Regions from separate parts of the Homo sapiens genome. Here region 1 is linked to region 2. A link is an interaction called in ENCODE POLR2A ChIA-PET data of the cell type or tissue named here. Cell type or tissue: GM12878. All regions are shown on one strand. Each heading gives the region's core, and the rest is flanking DNA. Links, peaks and the distances in the headings are about the cores only. Region 1 overlaps BLTP1 (bridge-like lipid transfer protein family member 1). Region 2 overlaps BLTP1 (bridge-like lipid transfer protein family member 1).

Region 1 (5,392 bases), core at 85-5,084, 63 kb after region 2:
TTTTGTGGGGACAGGGTCTTGCTATGTTGCCCAGGCTGGTCTCAAACTCCTGGCCTCAGGCAATCCTCCTGCTTTCGACTCTCAAAGCACTAGGATTACAGGTGTGAGCCACCATGCTCAGCCCACTTTGTTGTTAGGCATGTACACATTAGGGATTGTTATTTGTTCTTGAAGACTAGACCCCTTTATCATTTCATAATGCTCTTCTTTTTCTTTATACCTGATAATTTTCTTTGCTTTGAAATCTGCTCTGTCTGAAATTAATATAGCTATCCCTGCTTTCTTTTAATTAGTGATAGGATGGTATATTTTTCTCAATCTGTATACTTTTAATCTATGTGTCTTTAAATATATATGCTTAAATATGTATATATAAGTGGGTTTCTTGTAGCAACACATTGTCAGATCTTTTTTAATCCACTCTGACAGTCTGTCTTTTAAGATCATTTTACACCACTGACATTTAAAGTGATTAATGATAGCTTTGAATTAATATCTACTGTATTTGTTACTATTTTCTACTTTTTGCCTTTTCTCTTTGTTCCTGTCTTTGTCTTCTCGTTTTTCTGCCTTTTGTGGTTTTAATTGAGCCATTTATATAATCTCATTTTCTGTTTTTTCTTAGCATATCAGTTACACTTCTTTTTTTACTTTTTCTTTTCTTTTTTTTTTTTTTTTAGTGGTTGCCCTAGAGACTGCAGTCTACAGATTCTTCTCGGCTTATGATTGGGTTACATCCCAATAAACCCATAAGTTGAAAAGTCAAAATGACTTATGATATCTTCAACTTATGACAGGTTTATCCAGCTTGAACCCCATCATAAGTTGAGGACTGTACTGAATGTTACCTCTTTTGTGCCATCATAAAGTCAAAAAATCGTAAGTCAAACCATTATGAGTCAAGGACCATCTGTACACGTATAATTAATCCAAGTCTACTTTCAGTAACACTATACCACTTTATGGGCAGTGGGAGTACCTTAAAACAAAATAATCATAATCCCTCCCTCCTGTCTCTTGTATCATTACTGTCATTCATTTCTCTTATATTTAAGCATATATAAGCATATACATAAATGCGTGTGCACATATATACACACACATATATACACATGCACACACATTTATACATACATGTGCACATATACATGCGATTTATATATAGTCATACATTATTGGTATTAAATGTGTGCATGTGTATATATGTGTGTGTATATATACACACACTCACACACATGTGATATATATAGTCAAATACATTATTGGTATTATTTTGAACAAACTTACCTGTTAGGTCGATTATGAATAAGATAAAGGTTTTACCTTCATTTCTTCTTTAATGCTCTTCCTTTTTTAAATAGAGATCTATATCATTTTCCTTCTCTCTATAAAACTTCTTTTAACATTGCTTGCAAGGCAGGTCTGCTGGCAACAAATTCCCTCAATTTTTGTGTCTGAGAAAGTCTTCACTTTTCAAGAATAATTTTGCAAGGTATATGATTCTAGGTTGTTGGGTTGTTTTTTTCCTCTCAACACTTTAAATATTTTACTCCACTGCCTTCTACCTGGCATAGTTTCTGAGGAAAAAGTCAGGCTTTTTTCATTATCTTTTTTTTTTTTTTGTAGTTTGATAATGATATAACTACATGTAATTTTTTTTTTTTTTTTTTTTTTTTTTTTTTTTTTTTGGCATTTATCCTGCTTGGTGTTCTTTGAGCTTCCTCTATCTGTGGTTTGGCATCTGACAACAATTTGAGAAAACTCTCAGTCATTATTGGTTCAGATATTTCTTCTATTCCTTTCTCTTTCTCTTTTCTTTCTGGTATTCCATTACACATACTTACACATTTTGTAGTTGTCCCACAGTCCTTAGATATACTGTTTTGTTTTGTTTTTTTAGTCTCTGTTCTGCTTTTCACTTTTTGCAGTTCCTATTGATATATCCTCAAGTTCAAATATCCTTTCCTCAGCCATGTCCAGTCTACTAATAAGTTCATCAAAGTAATTCATTTCTGTCACAGTGTTTTTGATTGCTAGCATTTCTTTCTGGTTCTTAGAATTGTCATCTTTCAACTTACAGTGTCCAGCTGATCTTGCATGCTGTCCACTTTATGTTAGAGCCCTTGGCATAGTAATCATAGTTGGTTTAAATTTCTAGTCTGATAATTCCAACATCCCTTCTATGAGGTTCTGATGCTTGTTCTGTCTCTTTAGATTGTGTTTTTTGCTATTTGATATGCCTTGTAATTTTTTATTGATAGCCAGACATGATTTACCAAGTAAAAAGAGCTGCTGTAAAGAAGCTTTAGTGAGGTAATGTTAAGGTGTCAGGGTAAGAGAAGCATTTTATCGTCTTTTAATGAGCCTATGCCTCTGAACTGTGAACTTCATGTTTGTCAGTTTTTTCCTCCCAACTTAGATGGACCAGTATGGATAGAACTGACTGCATTGGTATTGTATTTCCCTTCCCCAGGTCAGTTATACTCTGATAATATTCCCACTGGTTAGGCTCTGGTTAGCTAATTTCTCCTAAGGGCATTTTTTCTTATTCAGAAAAAGAAAGTACTCTTAGTGTTTTTTCAAAATGTTTCCTTTTCCCTTCCCCGTGTTGGAAGCCTAGGGGACTTTTCTCCTGAGGGGATTTTTTTCCCCTGACATTTTCTGTGGGAACCTGGTGGAACTACTGAAAGGCGATCTCACAATATTGCAGGGGCACCGGTGACTGGGTCCCCCTGGAGTTTTTAACTCTCAGACTTGTCTGCACTGAACCTTCCAGCAATTCTTCAATTACAGTTCAGGTGTTCCTACCCCAGTGTTGGTTCCTGCAGCAGTTTTTACTTGTGCATCTCTGTCCTGGTAAGCTGTAACTCACTGTATTTACTGGTCTCTTTCTCCAATGTGAGGGGCAGAAGTTGTCCTTCCTTGTCGCCTTTCTTACAGCTCCAAGAACAGCTGTTGATTCTTAAGTTTGTTCAGCTTTTTACTTCTTGTTAGGATGGAATGGTGACTTCCAAACTCCTTACATGTGAAACTGAAAACAAAGTCTAAAAACCACTTAAAAGGAAAAAAAAAGTAATTGGTTTTAAAATTTTTTAAACCAACAGAGAACCCTCTTTTTTTTTTTTTTTAACCAGGATGAGATTTTTAGGTGGTACCCCAACACATGAAAAACATATTAAATCAGAGCTGCAGGTGTCAAAGGAAAGGGGAAAGTTTGATGCAGGGTTCCAGGAGCTATTGGCTTGACCTGCCCTTCCTTGATCACTTCTTAACTCCCAGAGAATATAGTTTGAATACTGCTCTCCAATTTATTTGTCACTAGTCTCTGATAGTAATAATGGATAGTGAGATCTGTAACATGTAATTTTATATTTTAAATTTTTGCTGTCTACACAACAGTCATACAATATAATTAAAATATTACTTGTGTCCTGTTACAAGTCATATTTGGTAATTGACTGTTAAAAATAAAACTAGATAGAATTAGGGAAGTTGTTAAAACATCTGCATTCTTAACACATCTCATTCCACATATTCCCCTCAATTCCCATTATCCATCTTAGACTCCAAAACTCCACTGTATTAAAATCTTTTAACTATCTAGCACCATCACGAGTTTCTAGAAGAGGGACTTAGAGACAGGGAGAGTGTTAAGTCATTAACACTCTTACTTTCCTTTGTTGTAATGAAGAGTCCTACAAACGGGATGCCCTTGGAGAAAAGTGATCTTTTGTCTCCACTGCCCCGAACTTAGCTTTCTCCCAAAACTTTAATTCTCAGTTTCTTTCTCCATTCTTAATTTTAAAATCATTTCCTTTCTTCTCACCATGTTTCTGTACCCTCATCCCTACCCCCAAACTTTCTCTTTTCTTCTTTTTTCTCAGGTCAGCTGGTGGCTCCTGTTTTCATTGCGCCTCCTAATTGGTGTTAGAACCAAAGAATAGCTGATTCCTCCTCTATTTTGACTCATATTGTTAAGTAACATTAAAGTCCCCTGGGGAAAACAACTTATTTAATAGTAGAATATTTTCTTTTATTTGAAGTCAAATACAGTAAATAATCACCTATAGTCACCCTTTTTTCTCTCCCATTTTGTTAGGCTGCTTCCCTAAAGGATAAGTGGGGTTTGAGTTACAAACCAAGTTACAGCCGATCAAAAAGCATTTCTGCTTCTGGAAGACCACCTCTTAAGCGAATGGAAAGGGCAAGGTAATATATATTTCAGCCATTGAAACAAGTAATAAAATTGTTGACTCTTTTACCAAGGTCAACTACTTTTTTATGTTCTAATTATAAAATTAAGATAACAAAAATTAATTTTATTAGTAAAATAGCAATAACAGTGGATACTATCAAACTCAGAAGTTTATTTAAGGAATCTCTCATCACATTTATAACCACAATGCGGTAAGTGCTTTTTAGTAATGAAGTACGCTGCTATTTAGACAAGTTTCTGTTTTATTTACATAAAACTGTGGTTTAGAAGGATAGACAAGTTTTATGCGTAAACTTATAGATTATCCAAAGAAATTAAAAGGTGCATACTAGTAGCTACTGCTCTAGATTTGTCAGTTTAGAAAAGGTATAGTCACACAGACATTTAGCATATGAAAAAATGGAAATTTTACATTTTATTGAAGTGAATACAGTTTTAATAGTAAATCAGCACTATAACGTAAGAAGTATAAATTCTTTTTATATGATTTAGTTTTAGAAAAATCTTGAGTTAACCAAAACATTGACTCTTTTTTATGGGATGCTAAAGGTTAAGAGAAAGTTCAATCCTTTGATTAGGTAAATACTTACAAATAAAATGTCATTGCCATTAATCAGACTTTTATAAAGTCCAGGAATTTTTTTAATGAGAATATTGGTGTTTTATAACTTTATATTTACTTGCAGTTCTCGAGTAGGAGAAACTGAAGAGCTCCCAGAAATCCGTGTGGATGCAGCATCTCCTGGACCTAGAGTAACTTTTAATATCCAGGATACAGTAAGAGATATATAATTTGTTAGAGATATACATTGCTAAGTAGTTTTTACAAATTACAAAATTATGGTATTATACTATTTCAAAATACTGATTTCTTACTATAATCAAAGTATGGATTGTGATGACTGAACTGTGCATATTACCAAGTAGTGGGCACTGCCCTTATAACATTTTCTGAGAGCCATGAAGCAGGTGTTAGTATTTTACATTTTACATGCACAATAAAGGCTCCATAACTGCTTTCTCTTAAGTAGAAAGGTTTTTGTTGAATAATTTTTCTTTCAAGTGAGAATCCATATTAAACTACATCTTACACAAATGTAAACGTGGAATATTGATACTCATTTATGTATTTTATTTATAGATAGCAGAAATTAGAAGGAAGAAGATCAGCTTCAA
Region 2 (5,392 bases), core at 187-5,186:
AATGTTCCAAGTAGCTCAAAATGCATTTTGATTCTTCACTTGGGCAAAATAAGTAAAGTTGATTGAATGCTTCTTAAGGAAAATTCCAACTTTGCACTCCACATCTAGTATCATATTGACCTGTGCTATTGTGTTGTTTTATGACACAAAGATGAAACGTTGTGCCTAGAGATTAGATTCTGTAGTCTACATTATAATTGAAATCCTGACTCTCTTGGGTAACTTTGAACAAATTACTTAACATCTAAGTTTTAATTTCTTTATCTCTAAATGAGTATTATGAGATTTGAATAAATACATGCAAAGCACTTAAATGGTAACTGATATTATTACATTAGATTACTTCTAACCACATGATTATTGTTACAGAGCGATGGACTTCCTGCTTTGGTAACTTTGAAGAAAGGTTTAGTTGCACTGGCAAGGCAGTGGATGAAGTTTATTGTGGTGACACCAGCCTTTAAAGGAGTTAGCTTACATAGACCAGCTCAGCCTCTGAAACCTCAAATAGCTATGGACCATGAACATGAAGATGGACTTGGATTGGACAATGGGGGTGGTCTTCAAAGTGATACCAGTGCTGATGGAGCAGAATTTGAGTTCGATGCAGGTAGTTTTGTAAGCCTCTATTGAGTACTTTCTTACACCTCACAAAACTAGGGTGTTTTCTTACTCAACACAATTACTGTATGTTTTTTGCTTAGATATTATGCATCTTTTATCAGTAAGTTAATATACCTCTTTAAAAATGTCAAGACCCTTTGTTTTTCCTCACAGTTACAAATAAATTACTAATATAAGCAATTTTAGATATTACATACTTGTTAATATGGTACTTGTGATAATTTTAATAATTCATGTCCCAAATTGGAAAATGGTCATGGCTTAAGTATACACGTATGATTTTTATTGGCCAAGTAAGTGATAATGATTAGGAATCTTCATACTGACCTGATTTTATAAGTTCAGTTTTGTGAAATACAGTAGACTTCTCTTGATCTATCCAGGACAAAGATAATATAAGTAGAACGTTTTGAATGAAACACATAAACCTCTATTTAAAACTTGTATTTGTCTGTCATCTTCCCTATGCCACAGTATTTTAAAGGGGCCTTTGTCTTTTTACCTGATGCCTGCTTGATCCTGAATTTATGTAAACTTTGGGGCCTGCGCTCAGCCTACAATTTTGTCAACAAAATGGCTGTGTCAGAATAAAGATAGTGGATATACATTTATGAAATGTACTTGCATACCTTAAGCTTTGCCAAAGATTAATTTTTATTATCATGACCTATCATATTTATTGAAAATGCATGTTATGATGTTTTGAAAAAAATATTGAAAGAGTAGTCTTAGAGATTTTAGAACATTGATATATAAAACTTTACCAAGCTTAGTTTTAAAAATAACTTGATATTTAACAAATAAATGAGTTATGAGGAATAGGGTAGATTTTATTACTTATTTTAGAAAATTTCAAATCTACACAAAAGTTTGAAAACCAGTACACTGAATATCCCTTCCAATTATCTGCAAATCCCTCTGTTAATCTATGAGCAGTCTGTGCTTTCTTGCGCTTAGTTGAATTGACTTTTGGTCCGAGTATCATTTGCATGGAATATGTGAAAGTCTAATAAAAGCCGTTTGTTCCTTTCTTGAAACTGAGTGAGAGGATTGGGGTGGGGGAGAAAATAATAAATATTTGTCAAGGAATATGAAAGTTGAGTGTCATTATATAACTAGAAACATAGGGGCTGATGTTTCATGAAAATGTGTGATAATCTATTGCTCACTTATTCTTTTGAACTGTTTCAGCCACAGTCAGTGAACACACAATGCTATTAGAAGGAACAGCTAACCGGCCTCCACCTGGTAGCTCTGGACCTGTAACTGGAGCTGAGATAATGAGGAAACTTTCTAAAACTCATACCCATAGTGACTCTGCATTAAAAATAAAGGTATATTATTGCTCTTTTTGGTTAGAGTTATCCAGACTTACAGAGAAAACCTAAAATTTTATCTCAAATTTAAATGTTAGGTGTCCACCCTAAATATTCAGATAGCATTTTCGTGTTGAAATTAACTTGATTTGTAATTTCAGTGTAAATATTTCTTTGAAAATTGTATCATCAGTAACTGCTGTTGATTAAGGACCACTATAACTACCAAGCCTTAGAGCTGTCTCCAGTTTATTGAATACTGTATTCCATAAAATCCCAAATTGAAAATGTTGATAATCTTATAATTATCAGTTTTAATGAGAAGCCTTTTAGGCAGTGTGTGATCAATAGGTGGTTTGGGTTAGACTGTTTTATGATTTTAATTTTTTTGGTTTTATGAATTTAATGGATGCTTGATAAGAGACATATAGCAAAGTGGTTAGAGTACCACCTTGCAAGCCAGACTGCCTTGGTTTGAAACCTGCCCCGCCACTTAGTTGCTCTCTGACTGAACAGGCTTTAACTGTACGTCAGTTTCCTTGGTGTAAGATGGAGATTATAATAGTAAACTTCTGAAGAGGGTTGTGAGAAATAATTGAGTTAATTCATGAAAAATGCCTAGAGCAATATCTGACCCTTAATGAATCATTTGTTGTTGGTTCTTTATTTTTTGCTAGTTATTGTTGTTGGTGGTTCTTTATTTTGTGCTAGTTTACTTTTGTGAGCACTGAAAAAGTTAAAATTTTAACTTTCTGGCCAGGCGCGGTGGTTCATGCCTATAATTCCAGCACTTTGGGAGGCCAAGGCGGGTGGATCACAAGGTCAGGAGTTCAAGACCAGCCTGGCCAAGATGGTGAAACCCCATTTCTACTAAAAATACAAAAATTAGCCGGGTGTGGTGGCAGGCGCCTGTAATCCCAGCTACTCGGGAGGCTGAGGCAGAGAACTGCTTGAACCTGGGAGGTGGAGGTTGCAGTGAGCCTAGATCCTGCCACTGCACTCCAGCCTGGGCGACAGAGCGAGACGCCATCTCAAAAAAAAAAAATTTTAACTTTCTTTGAAAGTCTGTGTATAGACTCACATTGATACCCAGAATCTGTAAAATGATAATTTTGACAATATTAAATAAAAATTTCTACACAGAACAAAGTAATATATAGTCATGCATCACTTAATGACAGGGATGATGCATTCTGAGAAATGGATCATTAGGCAATTTGTCATTGTGTAAACATCATAGCCTGTACTTACACAAACCTAGATGATGGTACAGCCTACTACACACCTAGACTATATGGGATAGATAGCCTGTTGCTCCTAGGCTACAAACCTGTACAGCATATTACTATCCTGAAACCAGTGGGCAATTGGAATGCAATGGTGTTTGTGTATTTCAACACAGAAAAGATACAGTAAAAATATGATATTATAATCTTATGGGTTCACTGTTGTATACGTTGCCTGTAGTTCACTTAAACTGTAATTATGTGGCACATGACTGTATTGTAAACAGAACAGTAAGACACATGACAAAAGGCTAATTTTCTAAAATATAAAGATCTCATCCTTATCAGTAAGAAAAAAGCCAATACCAAATAGAAAAAATGGTTAAATGATATAAACAGGTAGTTCACAGAAAAATACATATACACATACAAAAATGTTTTCTTATAATTAAAGAAATGTAAATTAAAATGAGATTTCCATTCTCACTTATCAGATTGAAAGACTAAAACTTTTGAATAGTGTACATTGTTGGTGAAGATGTAAGAAAACAGATACTCATACGGCATTGATGAGAATCAAATTGGTGCAACCTCTTTGAATAACAATGTGGCAATATGTGTCAAAATTTAGAAGGTGATGCTCTTTTATCTAGTATTTCCATATTGAGGAATTCATTCTAGAGAAAGTCATAGATGTGCGAAGACATGATGAGTCTAAGAACGTTCTTTGCAGCACTATTTATAAAAGGAAAATAGTGGAAACAACACAAATGACTAATCATTAGAGGACTAATAAACTAGCGTACACTGATATAGATGCATACTATGAAATCTTTTAGATGAAGTAGATCTGTAAGTGGATATGGAATGATCACCGAAGTACACTGATAAAGTATAGGATGATATCTATTTGTGTGTTTAAAAACGGATAAATATGTATGTACTTATATAGGCCTAACTGATTTATGTAAAGATAGATAAGAAACAGTTAAGAGAGTCTCTGGGAAAGGGATCCAGTATATTGGAACACAGGACTTACTTTCTATTGAATAGTCTCTTGGGCTTTCAAAGTTTTTATTCTGTGTAAGTATGGCTCTTTTAGTTAAAACATTCAATGATAGTTTGATATACTTTAAAAAGAAGACTGAACTATTGAGCTTATTGTTTCCACAGTATAGTTAGACGCTTGGGACACTTTAATCTGTCTTAGCTTTTTTTCCTGATGGACAGTTTTTTCAACCTTCTGAATCATATTTAGGTGTTTTCCTGTTAAAGCTGTTCATTTTCAGAATTGTTTTGAACATTCTTTTGCTATGGGTTATTAAAGTCCTCTAAAAATGTGAAATTCCAAATGCTTAGTTTCCGATCTTTGCTTTTCAAGATCTTTTTTGCCTGTGTAGTCTTTTTTTGTACTGTATTTTAAATTGATCGGCCATTCTAATCATAGATGTGACAGAAGATAGAAATCGAAAAATTCTGTAATTTTTAATTTTTTTTCATTAATTGTGGAAAGTCTTTTTGGCATTTCAGAGCTCTCCAGAGAATTAAATCTTAACACACCTTGATTATTAGAGTAGTAGGAAGGATAATTTAGTGTTAAGAATTTGAAGGTAGAAGTTAGGTAGATGGGTTAAAAATCTGGCTTTTTCCTTAGTAAGTATGTAAGGGACTTTTCTTCATCCTTTAGGACAGAATATCTTACCTTGGAGAACTTAAGGATTAAATAAGCTAATACATGAAACATGCTTATCAAGTGTTTAATACGTTGTGAGTGTTCTTTTACTTCCTGTGTCAACACCCTTCCTCCACCTTTCCTCATCTAAGTGAGGATGACTGGGAGGGCATTGAAAAGGGAATAAGCTTTTCTGCTTTTCAGAGGAGGTTAAGACATTTAAGGGCTTCACAGCACTGGTATCCATTGCGTCAACATTTCTTGCTATTAGCAAAAAGCCTCTAGTTTCCTTCCAGGTAGATGTCTATTCTGACTCCCGTAAAAAAATGCAGGGAAGGTTGCTGAAGATAGATAGCTTTTCTTTCTTTAGTTTCTTTGAGTACCTAGACTTACTTTTGATGGGATCAGTCATGTTACAGATCCTTTGTGTGTGTGTGTGTGTGTGTGTGTGTGTGTGTGTGTGTATAGTAAGTTTTTCTAGGGAATATTTTGTGTAAGGGATATTGTGTCTAGGTATCAGTTTGCTGGTTCAGTAAATAAGCAGTGATATAAAT

What was found. ChIA-PET counts read pairs that join two places held together with the same protein. Peaks named below come from ENCODE experiments on the same cell type or tissue, not always from the same donor. Only the 100,000 strongest peaks of a DNase experiment are listed, where the experiment ranks them.
Region 1: POLR2A ChIA-PET joins it to region 2 with 6 read pairs; 2 of 35 experiments call an interaction of 5 or more read pairs at or near these places.

Annotation. Positions count from the first base shown.
Region 1 is chr4:122,320,328-122,325,719 of GRCh38, forward strand. It overlaps BLTP1 (bridge-like lipid transfer protein family member 1), which reads left to right. Exons shown (of 88, transcript NM_001384125.1): 65 at 4,100-4,209; 66 at 4,903-4,993. Among named protein-coding and RNA genes, the nearest start is that of ADAD1, 56 kb to the right of the region's middle. In GM12878, for the core only: no CTCF peak of the experiment used is centred there; a DNase peak (open chromatin) is centred at 2,899.
Region 2 is chr4:122,256,886-122,262,277 of GRCh38, forward strand. It overlaps BLTP1 (bridge-like lipid transfer protein family member 1), which reads left to right. Exons shown (of 88, transcript NM_001384125.1): 41 at 370-610; 42 at 1,816-1,958. Among named protein-coding and RNA genes, the nearest start is that of BLTP1, 110 kb to the left of the region's middle. In GM12878, for the core only: no CTCF peak of the experiment used is centred there; no DNase peak of the experiment used is centred there.